Regions from separate parts of the Mus musculus genome. Here region 1 is linked to region 2. The links are chromatin contacts, found by Hi-C or POLR2A ChIA-PET in ENCODE. All regions are on one chromosome and are shown on one strand. Each heading gives the region's core, a stretch centred on a gene start or an enhancer-like site at or near the end of the contact. The rest is flanking DNA. Distances are from core to core; before and after follow the strand shown. Region 1 holds the start of Nr5a2 (nuclear receptor subfamily 5, group A, member 2). Region 2 has its middle 69 kb from the start of Zfp281.

What was found. Hi-C counts contacts between places; a loop is a spot of excess contacts on that map. ChIA-PET counts read pairs that join two places held with the same protein, here RNA polymerase II (POLR2A).
Region 1: a map of left cerebral cortex shows a loop between it and region 2 (2.3-fold over the local background). The contact joins the promoter of Nr5a2 here to the enhancer-like site in region 2. A Hi-C loop is called at or near these places in 4 of 37 maps with a recorded cell type or tissue (heart and left cerebral cortex). POLR2A ChIA-PET finds 5 or more read pairs at or near these places in 1 of 5 experiments (embryonic stem cell).

What each region holds. Positions count from the first base shown.
Region 1 is chr1:136,958,991-136,965,607 of GRCm38, reverse strand. It overlaps Nr5a2 (nuclear receptor subfamily 5, group A, member 2), which reads left to right and starts at 5,160. Exons shown (of 9, transcript NM_030676.3): 1 at 5,160-5,381. The coding sequence starts at 5,318.
Region 2 is chr1:136,552,191-136,558,624 of GRCm38, reverse strand. It overlaps a transcript of Kif14 not described here. Among named protein-coding and RNA genes, the nearest start is that of Zfp281, 69 kb to the left of the region's middle. Within about 2 kb of position 2,609, at least 2 of the 3 ENCODE cell types and tissues checked have a DNase peak (open chromatin) inside an H3K27ac peak, as active enhancers do; they include heart and left cerebral cortex, where a contact is called at or near this core.

The DNA of each region.
Region 1 (6,617 bases), core at 3,911-6,410, 400 kb before region 2:
ATATGGCATTCACAACTCCAGTTCCAAGGGATCTGATACCCTCACACATTCATCCATCCATCCATACATACATATATCCATACATACATACATACATTCATACATATGAAAGCAAAACACAAATGGGCATAATATTAAAATAGATAAATCTTAACAAACAACCACAAAACAAAAACAAAAGCCAGAGGCCAAGTATTTCTTTGCCCCAGGAAGAGGCAGAGCACAGGTCTGAGCTTTCTCATCCCAATGCCAGGTTGCTGACCACCCGGCCTCACGACCAGCCTTCCTGCCAGGAGGATCTCACCGTGTGTCCCACTCAGGTGGTTTGCATGTGTCTCCCCAGACCACATGGCTTAAAAAGGAACTAGAGCAGCTGTCAGCCTAATAACAGGATCTGGTAGACTACACTGGTCAGTGACTAGATACTACACCAGTGCTTTAAAAATCTGTCTTCAAAACACAGGGCAGGTATGGGAGAAAACCACCCTGTTCCAGAGTGTTACACATGTGAGTGAGCATGGCTGGAGAAATACATGGTCCTTCTGCATATTCATATCAGTTTGGAGAAGAGGTATTTGTGTTGTAGCCATTAAGCCTTAATCCCACCAACTCCAGGGGGTGGAAAGTTCAAGGTGTGGGTTACACAGTGGGCTCAAGTCCAGCCTAGATAACTTCGTAAGACCCTACCCCAAAGTAAAATAATTAAAGTAAAGCATGCTGACCCAAGCCAGTAATTCCTGTACTTGGAGGGGGAGTGGAGGCAAGAAGAGCAAGAGTTCTAAACTAGCCTTGGCTACATATCCATTTGGAGACAGCCTGGGCTACATGAGACCCTGTTTTTAAAAAGAAAATGAGGCCAGGCATGGTTGCACATGCCTTTAACCCCAGCACTTGAAGGCAGAGGTGAGCAAATCTTCGTGGGTTTAAGGCCAGCCTGGTCTACGAGGTGAGTTCCAGGACAGCCAGGGCTGTGTTACACAGAGAAATTATGTCTCCAAAAAGAAAAAAAAAATCAAGAAATGGAAAAAAGAAAAGAAAGGAAGAAGGAAGGGAGGAAGGAATCAGATTGGTGATTAGCTGAATAGCACAGTACTTGCCTGGTATGCATGGAGCTCTGGTCCAGTCCCCAGTATGTACACATACAAGCAAGTATTTTGAATTCACCATTTATCTATGGGCTGCAGTGTAGCTCAGTGGTAGAGCCTTTAGCTACATACTCAGCACTGGATTCATGGATTCAAAAGCAAATTTAGTCTAAGTGAAGAGCATGGGCCGTATTGCTTGCACTGGGACACAGGACTTGATGCTCAGAGACACTGCTAGCATGCTTCCCTGGCCAAGGCTATCTGTTCCCTTGGCTGGTGGGAGCGAGTGACCCTATTTCAAATTGCTTACTTTCTATACATAGGTAGTAACCAAACCTCCTCGCCTTCCTAAGGTCTCATGGTATGTAACCAAGATATTTTTCACATCCCTGGTGGGCATAGTCACAAGGGGACCACTTCTAATTCGTCCCTCCAGAGTTCACAAAGAGCCCAACCCTTCCAAACTTGACAGCCCAACCTGGAAGAAGTGCAGAGGGAAAGGACAGTCCTGTGCCCTCTCTTCCTCCACCGGCTTTCTCCAACATATCGGACGGAGGCTCTGTTCCAGCATCTCAACTGAAACGAAGGAAGAAGGGGGATGAGATGAAAACTCTTCCCCGCGTCAAGCACTACCGACAAAGAGGAAAAGCTATCAGTTCTACAATAATTGCTGTAGCTGTTGGGTGGTGATTTTTAAATTTTTTATTGGATATTTTTCTTTATTTGCATTTCAAATGTTTTCCCCTTTCCAGATCTCTCTTTCAGAAACCCCCTATTCCATTCTCCCTCCCCCTGCTTCTATGAGAGCGCTCCCCACCCACCCACCCTTCCCCTTCTTCCCATTCAATTCACAGGCCATATGAAGCCCAAGAAGGAAGACCAAAGTGTGGATGCCTCAGTGCTTCTTAGAAGGGGAAACAAAATACTCACAGGAGGAAATATGGAGACAAAGTGTGGAGCAGAGACTGAAGGAAAGGTCATCCAGAGACTGCCCCACCTGGGGATCCAACCCATGTACAGTCACCAAACCTGAACGCTATTGTGAATGCCAACAAGTGCTTGCTGACAGGAGCCTGATATGGCTGTCTCCTGAGAGGCACTGTCAGAGCCTGACAAATACAGAGGCGAATGTTCGCAGCCAACCATTGGACTGAGTGTGGGAGTCCCCCACAACAGAAGAGTTGGAGAAAGGACTGAAGGAGATGAGGGAGTTTGCAGCCCCATGGAGGGAGCAACAGTGTCAACCAGTCAGACCCCCCCTCCAGAGTTCCCAGGGACTAGACCACCAACCAAAGAGTATAGTCTCTGGCCACAAATGTGTTAATTTTTGTTTTCTAAATCCTTCTGGTCTCAAACTCGCTCTGTAGTAACAGGTGACAGTGAACTTCTACTTTCACCTCCTGAGTACTGGGAGCCCAGGGGTGTGCCAGCTTCATGCATGCTAGGCAGACACTCTAGCAACTGGTGGGTAAAATCTTGTTAAAAGAAATATTCAGATGTTGAGGCAAAATTCACATGAACACATACACCTATCTACTTAGTTTAAACTCAGCACTGTACGGTACGAATGGCTTAGAGAGATGACGGCTGTGAAGTGTGTATACACGTGTTTTAGTTACCTAGAAATAGATTCTCTCTCAGGCAACTGAGAGAATAAAACAGACTTCAGCATTCAGCACCCAAGCCAGTGGTGGCACACATGCGCTGCATGCCTCCATACCTTAGGTTGCCAGGGCTATATCTCAGGACCGCATCTCAAAATAATTAAACAGAGAAACGCATCCTCCTATCAGTGAGCTTTCTTCATTACACCTGAACAGAACCAGCATCCCACCTCAGACTGAATGCAGACCAGATGAGGGAAACCGGAAACCGGAAACCGGCTGGTCACCATGAAGTCACACAGTAATAAGATTTGAGAAAATCCTACCGATTATTTTATTTATTATTATTTTTAATACTTATTAATTATTCTGGTTTTCTGAAACAGGGTTTCTCTGTGTGGCCCTGACTATCCTGTGTAGACCAGTCTGGCCTTGAGCTTACACCTGCCCTCTGCTTCCCAAATGCTGGGATTCCAGGCCTGTGCCACCACTGCCCAGCCTTTACTTTCTTTTTTTCTTTCTTTTTTTTTTAATTAGGTATTTTCCTCGTTTACATTTTCAATGCTATCCCAAAGGTCCCCCATACCCACCCCCACAGCCTTTACTTTCAATCACTATTTTTTCATTTACAATGAGCTATGTATAACAAATGATACATAATAGGTTTGGTAATATTTTCCATTGAAATGTTTTAAAGTTTCTCTAGGCTAATTTCCTCTTTTTTTTTTTGTGCCATTTGCTTTTTTTTTTTTAAGATGTATTTATTTTTACTTTAGGTGCAGGAATCTTCTCTCTGTGTGGACATCTGCCCACTGTGTGTGCAGCATGAGCAGAGCCACGGAGCAGAGCCACAGAGCCACGGAGCAGAAGCCACAGAGCCACGGAGCAGAAGCCACAGAGCCACGGAGCAGAAGCCACAGAGCCACAGAGCAGAAGCCACAGAGCCACGGAGCAGAAGCCACAGACGGTTCTGAGCTGCCATGCGGGTACTGTGTGAGCTGCCATGACGGTGCTGGGGACCAAACCAGGGCCTCAGCAAGAGCAGCCAGCTCTCAACCACTGTGCCACCTCTCCAGTTCCTCCCTTTGCTTTTGTGGGGGAAATTATTGCTACACAGCCCAGGGTTGCCTTCAGTGCACCATCCTCCTGCCTCAGTCTGTGAGTGTTGAGTTACAAAGTTTGTCACCATACCTAGTTGAGCCTGGGGATTTATGTATGCTAAACTTGTACACTCCATTATTCAACTATACCTGAGTTACTCCATTTTAGCTTCTAGAAGATGTATTATATGAAGAGTGATGCTTCAGAGACCTAAATAATTTTTAAGAAAAAAGCTGTTTTGCAGAGTTCTGTGTCCTTTAGCCTATATATAGGGAGATTTCTGGCATGTCAGACTGTTGTTTGATTGCTCAGAGAAATAACAACAAAGAAATAACTGACAAGAATTGACATCCTATGATCTTTTAAAATCCCTTTAATCTCAGCACTCTGGAGGCAGAGGCAGGGGGATCTTTGAGTTCAAGCCTAGCTCTACAGAGTGAGTTCCAGGATTGCCAGGGCTATATAGAGAAACCCTTGTTTCAAGGAAAACAAACAAACACAAACAAAACCAAAAACAACCAGAAAAAGAAACAACACCCAAGGTTGTATTCTGGACTCCTTATGCATAATCACATAGTGTACAATCTACCCCCCCTACACACAGGTGGGGGCCCCCACAAATACATACACACTTATATATACAGAATCATATATGAAAAATGCATTATACATGTATCATTTTGCTCAAATTTTATCTCAAGGTATTTTACTTTATGGAGGTAAAGAAATGACCGCTTTAGCCCAATGACCAATATACAAGCAAGCTAATGCCTCTTCTAACAAACATACAGGGTTGTTTTTTTTAAGGCAACTGGTCAAATGGTAAGTAAATACCCACGAGCTTGCAAGTGCTCCTGTAGGGTTTCAAAGTGTCAATCATATCTACAGTCATCATTTAAAGAATTAATGTCCGCCAATGTTATCATCTAAAATGTATTTGCAGAGGTCAGAAGAGCAGAGTCTGTCCTTCCCCATGCCAGAAGCAGTGACATCAAAGGGCCATGTCACAAGCTGCAGTTTAGTTAGTGGACTTGAGGTGGTTTGGAGTTTTTATCCACTAAGTATGATCTCCTGACCCCTTGGCTTTACAACTTTCCACACTCTGGGCTGCAGAAGAACCCCTCCTTTTCTGAGTTAATCATTTCTTTGCCATTATCTGCCAAGAGTTCTTATCTCTTTTGCTGTCACTTTATAACAGGGTCCTCTTATCAACCGGCACAGGGTCATGTGACCAGTTGAAGCCTATTGAAAGCTTCCTTTCTTCTGATTAGAAACCATCATGAAACTGGAGACATGGTTTACAGCAGGTCATACATGCTGGAAAAAGTGCAGAGTCCAGGAGAACACGGACTGGAGCCTTTCTGAATTCTGTTTTTTCCCCCTTTTTCTTAACTTTCACTAAGGAAATGAGGGTTACTGTAGTCTGAGGTTTCCTTCCCAAAGTCACAAAATATGACAAGCTGCAATCTTTCTCACATTCAATGATTTCTGCTGTAAGCCAAAGGACTGCCAATAATTTCGCTAAGAATGTCTGCTAGTTTGGATACTGGAGATTTTCAAGAATTTCTTAAGCATGGACTTACAGCTATTGGTAAGTAGGAAGCCACTCTCTTAACATCTGGCTGTTTTGTGCTACTAATGGTGGATTTGTGTTTTAATGTACTACTTTGCCTGCAGTAATTATTAAAAGCATACAATAAGCCCACACATATATCACACATTTATTTTTCTTGAAGTTGAAAGAAGCAAATGAGTAATTCAACACATGAATATCATTTATTGTATCCGGTGTTTGGGGATGCCATTGTATTAGATCCACTTAGCAAAAAGCTTAGGGTTTTGAGACAGGGTTTCTGTGTAGCCCTGGCTGTCCTGGAACTTCACTCTGTAAACCAGGCTAGCCTCAGACTCAGAGATCCACTTGCCCCTGCCCCTGCCCCTGCCCCTGCCCCTGCCCCTGCCCCTGCCCCTGCCCCTGCCCCTGCCCCTGCCCCTGCCCCTGCCTCTGCCTCTGCCTCTGTCTACCATGCTGGGATTAAAGGTGTGTGCTGTTACTGCCCAGCAGAAAGTCCAGTTGTTAATCATCTATTTCAGCCTTAACAATTTTTGATCATTTTGAATCAACCATGCCAAGTAAAGTTTTGAACATTTTGAAACAAGCAAATAAGATTGATCAACCACTGATCAAATAAAACTAACAGGGAACTTACCAGCAATGTGACATCTCAACTGGACCATGAGATGTCTCATTCACCGTGATCCTATAGAGATTTTTGTTTGTTTGCTTGTTTGTTTGTTGGCAAATGAAAGTCATTCAAGAAAAACAAAGTCAGCCTATTATTAAAGGATTCTTGGGGGTGGGGGGACTTACTGTGACTTGCTTTTAAAGACAGAAAGAACCACATACCCTCCCCACAAGTGGAACCTAGAGTTTGGGCACTTTCTAGGCAAGCACTCAATCTCTGGGCTACACACCTGGCCACCGTGTGAAGCATCTTGGGGTTCCTTGTTGTTGTTTGGGGATGAGTGAGGATTGAGTTTGGTTTTGGTTTTCCTGAGAGACAAGGGGTCTCATTATATAACCTAGGCTGGCCAGGAACCTGCTCTGTCGTCTTTCTCCTTGTCTCTCTCCATAATACCAGAACTGTAGGTGTGAGCTACCATTCCTGACTCATTATTTTAAAGGATAAACATCCCCACACATACATTTATACCAATATAGAGCCATAAATGTGGGAGTTTTACCATAAATTTAGTAAATACAGTAACATTCGGTTCATCCTAAAAGTTAAAGACAAAGGGAAGCAATTTCCAGTAGGTTGTGACC
Region 2 (6,434 bases), core at 1,360-3,859:
AGGGAGTCAGATCTTGTTACAGATGGCTGTGAGCCACCATGTGGTTGCTGGGATTTGAACTCTGGACCTTTGGAAGAACAGTCGGGTGCTCTTACCCACTGAGCCATCTCACCAGCCCTAGATGACATTTTGTAGTATATTTTAGAACCCAAATTACACAATTTGACAAAAGTCTTGAGCTTGTGCTTAGGTACGGGAGTCTCCAACGGGTGATTTTTACATGACATATTCCCATGTAAACGAACTACCCACGCCCTGTTCTTCACCCTGAAGTCAGCTTAGTGAGAAAGAAGGAAGTGCTCGGGAGGTAAGGATACAGCCAGCAGCTTTGAGCCTCTTGTCCTGTGCTCCTTCCAGTCTAGCACTTGAGTCTGTACCACTGAGGCAAGATGACAGCAACAACTCTGCTGATTTACAGATTTACAGACTCATCTCCCTGCGAAACGACCCTCTACAAAACTGTAGAATATTGCTGACAATTTAACATCCTATTCAGGAAACATTGAGATGAGGACTGTGCGGGTTGGGGATTTAGCTCAGTGGTAGAGTGCTTGCCTAGCAAGTGCAAGCAAGGCCCTGGGTTCTGTCCTCAGCTCTGTAAAAACAAAACAAAACAAACAAGCAAACAAAAAGAGGTGAAGACCGAGGACCGTGTTGCTGTAATGCTGTAGAGGTCAGATGTCAATACATACAGGGTGTCTTCTACCACACTCCTTTTTTTTTTTTTTTTTTTTTAATGTTTTAAAAATCACTTTTAATTATGTGGATGCCTCAGTGTGGGTTTGTGCACAGGAATGCAGATGCCCAGGAAGGCCAGAGGCATCGAATCCCCCTTGAGCTAAAGTTACAGACAGTAGTGAGACCCTTCTGCAGGTGCCGAGAGCTGAACTCTGGTCCTCTAGAGGAACAGAACATGCACTAACTGATGAGCCATCCGCTCAGCCACATCACGTGTTCCCCCCCTCGGGGGTGGGGGACGTCTCACTAACCCTGGAGCTCACTGATTGGCTAGACTAACTGGCCGTGAGGCCCCGCCCCTCATCTTCCTGGCTTCCCTTCGTGCAAGCTCCTACATTTACTTAGCATTTACATTCGAGTTACGAATTCAAACTCAAGTCGTCATTTTTTTTTTTTTTTAATTTTTATTTATTATTATATGTAAGTACACTGTAGCTGTCTTCAGACACACCAGAAGAGGGAGTCAGATCTTGTTACGGATGGTTGTGAGCCACCATGTGGTTGCTGGGATTTGAACTCTGGACCTTCAGAAGAGCAGTCGGGTGCTCTTACCCACTGAGCCATCTCACCAGCCCCTCAAGTCGTCATTTTTTACCCACTGAACCATATGTACACTATAAATGTATACCATAATGTACGCTATAAATAAGTAGAGGTATAGTCTAAAAAAATCTGTACATATTTTGACAAAATCCATCCTCAAGATGGTGGAAGGTTATTGCTTGGTTTATATACATTTTTCACGAGTGCAGCCGCTGATGGGTCGTAGGTGGGAAATCAAGTGATCATACACCGGCATCGTTTTGAGCCATTACAGGAACAGAGAAAACCTGCAGAGGACTTGGTCTGTTCTCCATTTTGATGGCACGAAAGCCATCCCTTGCTTTTAAAGCAAGCACAGGGATAAAAATCCCCGTGATGGACTCAGAGACCTTCTGACCTCATCTCTCACCTTGGCTTTTAGTCTTGTTGGTGGTTGTTTTGTTTGTCTTGTTTTTAAGATTTATTTATTATACAGCATTCTGCCTGCAAGTATTCCTGCAGGCCAGAAGAGGGCACCAGATCCCATTACAGATGGTTGTGAGCCACCATGTGGTTGCTGGGAATTGAACTCAGGACCCCTGGAAGAGCAGCCAATGCTCTTAACCACTGAGCCATCTCTCCAGCCCCAAGTCAGTGGGTTTTTTTTGGATGTTGTTTTCTGAATGGTGTGTGTGTGTGTGTGTGTGTGTGTGTGTGTGTGAAGAGAGAGAGAGAGAGAGAGAGAGAGAGAGAGAGAGAGAGAGAGTTTTTTCTTGTCTTTCCATACCCCTTATGGTGTATGGTGCAGTACTACACTGACCTCAGCCTGTGGAAACAGGACAGACTCTGAAGGCACTGAAGGGGACTATGGGAAGGTCTGTCTGTGGCTTTATCCTTCCTTAGTTCTGCTTCTGGCTTACAGGTTGTCCATTTCTCCAAACTCATTCTCAGTTTGTAGAAATGCAGCTGTTTGCCAAACACCTACGGGATAGCGCAAAAGCTCGTACCGTTTTATTAATACCCTTTTGGGTTCCATGTATCTACACACAAATCCTGCATCTTGCAGCAGTCCCAAAATGAAGACGTAGATGCTGTCTGCCTGGGAGAAGGGAGGCACTCAGTCCTCGAAGGGCTGCTGTTGAGCTCAGACTAGAGGCACATTCCTTTCTCTTGACACAGAGTTTCCAGCACAATTAGCATTTTATAGGCATCCCACAAACACTGTGGAAGGGAATCGAATTGCCACTGGAAATGGCCAGAGTGATTAAAATATTAATTCTAAACAGCAGAGGGAGCACCCCGGGCGTAGGTTTCACAGTGGTGGTCAACCCTGATCCCGTGCACAACCCCCTGGGAATGTCAAGAAGCAGCCAAGCCCTGGCTGTCAGAAACCTGACGGAGTAGACACAAGATAAGACTTAGCCACTGAGAGTTTTTAAAGGTCCACTGGTAATTACAGAACATAACCAGGTATGGTGGGTAGGATTTTTTGTTGTTTTGTTTTATTTAAGTGAAGAGTTTGTGTTCCCTGAACGGCATTCTTCCAAGGCCAACGCTTCTGAAAGGAGCACTCACAGAGGATGACAGGACTGCCAAGCCGCCCAGGAACTGCTTCTGAGAGTTGAATTTGTAAATGAAGAGGCAGTTTTGCTTTTCGGAAGCAAGATCTACCAGCTTGTTCTTAAAGGGCCAGGTAGTGACGACTTCAGGCTGCGCAAAGCTTTGTACTCTGCAGCAAACTCTCACCTTGGTCATCAGGGCAGAAAGGCGGTCCTGTGGAGACACGTGAATGGGCACAGCTGTGTTCTAATAAGGTTTTATTGATGGATGTTCAATATTGAATTTCATGAAACCCCATTCTATTGACTTTTTTTCTGTCTTTTTTTTTTTTTTTTTTTTTTGGTTTCTCGAGACAGGGTTTCTCTGTGTAGTCCTGGCTGTCCTGGAACTCACTCTGTACACCAGGCTGGCCTCGAACTCAGAAATCCACCTGCCTCTGCCTCCCAAGTGCTGGGATTAAAGGCATGAGCCACCACAGCCCAGCTTTTTTCTGTCTTTCTTGAGACAGTCTCACTGTGTAGTTCTGGCTGGCTTGGTACTCACCACGTAGACCTGCCTGGCCTTGAGTTCACAGAGACCTATGAACTATGTTTACCTCCCGAGTGCTGGGATCAAGGCATGACCACTGAGTCCAGACTGATATTTTTTCAACCACCAGAAACTATAGCGGGCTGAGTGAGATAGGGCTCACCAGGTAAAGGCACTTGCCGCCAACGTGGGCAACTTGAGTGGAAGGAGGGGCTGATTCCCAAAAGTTGTCCTCTGACTTCCACAACCCCACACACGATACATAAAATAAATCATACATACAAAAACAAAACAAAAGAAAAAAAAAACCCAACTAAACAGTGGCTAGGTTTGTGAGCAGGCCATTGTTACTGTCCCTCCCCCACCCAAATCCTGCTCTAGAAGAATGCATTAAGCCAGTCCAAGCTGGCTGCTGGTGGCAGACATATTTAATCCCGGCACTCTTTAAGGCAGAGGCAGGCGGATCTTTATGAAATTGAGAGATCAGCTTGGTCTACAGAGTGAGTTCCAGAACAGCCAGGGATATACAGAGAAACTCTATCTTGAAAAACCAAAACCAAAATAGAGAGGAGAGAGGGAAAGAGGGAGAAAGGAAGGGGGGCAACATAGACACAAATAACTATTAAAAGATAAATTGAGGGCTATAGAGATGACTCAGTAGTTATGAGCACTGGCTGCTCTTCCAGAGGACCTGTGTTTAATTCCTAGCAACCACAGCTCACAACCATCTGTAAAGGGATCTAATTCCCTCTTCTGGCAGGTATACATGCAGATAGAGCACTCATACATAAAATAAATAAATCTTTTAAAAATATATATATATATACACACACACATACATACATACATACATACATACATACATACAGGTATCCAAAGGCCAATTTGGGTGTGACAGATTTAACCTGTTTCATACTTCACATCCCGTTCTTGCCCTGACAGGGAGTCACAGTGAAGTGATTTCTCAAACCCCAAGCATACTCGAGAGTTGGGCGGTTTTGCTTTGGTTTTTATCTGCTGCTTCCTTGTTGTGCTATTGTGGGAGTGGAGCTGGCTCATCTTCTGGCACAGTTCTTCCTAGAGCAATTACAAGCCCCAAAAGATGTGCTTGCGGTAGGGTCAGGACAAGACGGAGCTAACAAGAACTTAATAGCCCAGTCACAAAACTTGAGGCTGCCCTGTGTCGGGCTGCTTTTACTGTCTTTTGTGTCATAAAAACGACCAGCTCCCTGCTCTCAAGTGAACGGTTTATAGGCATTGATTTATACAAACACAGGTCTATTAAATATGAGCCCAAACATTTTGGAAATTTAGACATAAAAGCGCAGGAGAGGGCATGGAGTGAGTCCCACTGAGTGCATTCTCTCCACAGGTGACACTGGAAGTCTTCGCCACCGAAGGGCACGCTTCCTAAAATGTGGGTCCGCGGGGTAGAAGAGCAGGCAGGGAGAACCAGCGAGCCTCCTTGATATTAGCTGAAAGATCTGCCTCACATGCAAATCTTTCCTACCTTTGAACTGTGTCAGCAAAGCTTCCACCAGGCCAACATTCAATCACAAGATTATTATAGTGAGAAATAAAAACCTTCCATTACACTTTCCAACAAAATAATGGTTCCGGATCAGAGATAAGACGAGGGTGCTTGGGTGCGCGCATGTGCGCGTGCGTGCGTGTATATTTTGAATATAATCCGAATAATCTTTCCCCCATCTTTGGAGAAGATAATGGGACGAGAGAGAGGTAAGATGTAGGAGGAGGGACATCCCTGACGGGACTTTAGGAGTTGTAGAAATGCCTCTCAAATAAGGCCAAACCAGTCCTGGTCCTGGATCTCACAGGCAGCCACAGGCTCTGCCACTGCAGGGGTCATAAATGTGTTTTATGCTTCCAGTTGCTGGCTGAGGCCTCATCGTGCCCAGGCAGTTACCCTCCCCTAATAGCACAGAACAAAGACCAAAGTCCCACCAAAATGACGCTGGAAATTGCCCAGCTGACCCTCACCTCTTTGATGGGCTTCACTTTCGGAAGCTTGCCCAATCCTATAGGTTGGACCAAGAGCCCATCTCTATAGTGACATTAATGTTCCTCCCCAGTCCCACGAGGGAATTTTCCAATTACACACACAAAAATAAAACCCACAAACCTGACAGCGGGCAGAGGAGGATCCAGAACTATTGCTGATACCAAGAGCTGCTTCTTATTAAAGGTTGAGATTTAGTGCAAAAGTTAGAAGTGGGGACTTGCTGGAGAAGGTAGGTGCTGGGCGTACCAAGCTCGCTTCTGCAGAGACAAAGATGGGGATCGGGCCTCTGGGGGTGGCAGAGAGCAGATGCACCATCCATCACCACCCACACCTGCCTGTCCTCCTTCCCAGGCCTAACCTTCAAGGCCAATCTCTCCTCTGCGTGCTGGGAAGCAGAGTTTTTATTTCACCTGCTTGAAGGCTTGCGGTGACCATCTCTCTGCCACTGTGTGCTGAATCCCCTAGGAACAGCAGCTATTTCAGGATAGGAGCTCTGCCCCCTCACCGATCTTGATTTCAAATGTAAATTTTCTGAGTTGTTTTAATTGCTTTTTAAAATAGTAAAAATATGATAAAATAACTTCTCATCTTGACTTCCTACAAATACAAGAACAAATCAGAGGGAAGTAGAACATGTCTATTTTCATCTTTATCTTTATTTTATACTGTGATCACTCTGATTCTTTGTCTGACAAACTGGTCTCGAGCGCCTACTTGCTCAGTCAGACCCTGTTGAAAATGGTGAACAAAACATTTATCGCCACCACCGTGCTAATTCGGTTCAGTCTAGGCCCCCATGGTAATCAGCTAACCAGGGAAACGTGATATGCTATATCCACGGAGTTCAGAAGACACCCTGAAGTTACACTGTCCCTACAGCTGGCTTATGACAAATGTTTTCAAAGCAAATTTTAAAACTTGACTTCAAGTTGGGTGGAGTTCACTTTTAATCTCAGCACTGGGGGGGGCAGAGGCAGAGGCAGAGGCAGAGGCAGAGGCAGAGGCAGAGGCAGAGGCAGAGGCAGAGGCAGAGGCAGAGGCAGAGGCAGAGGCAGAGGCAGAG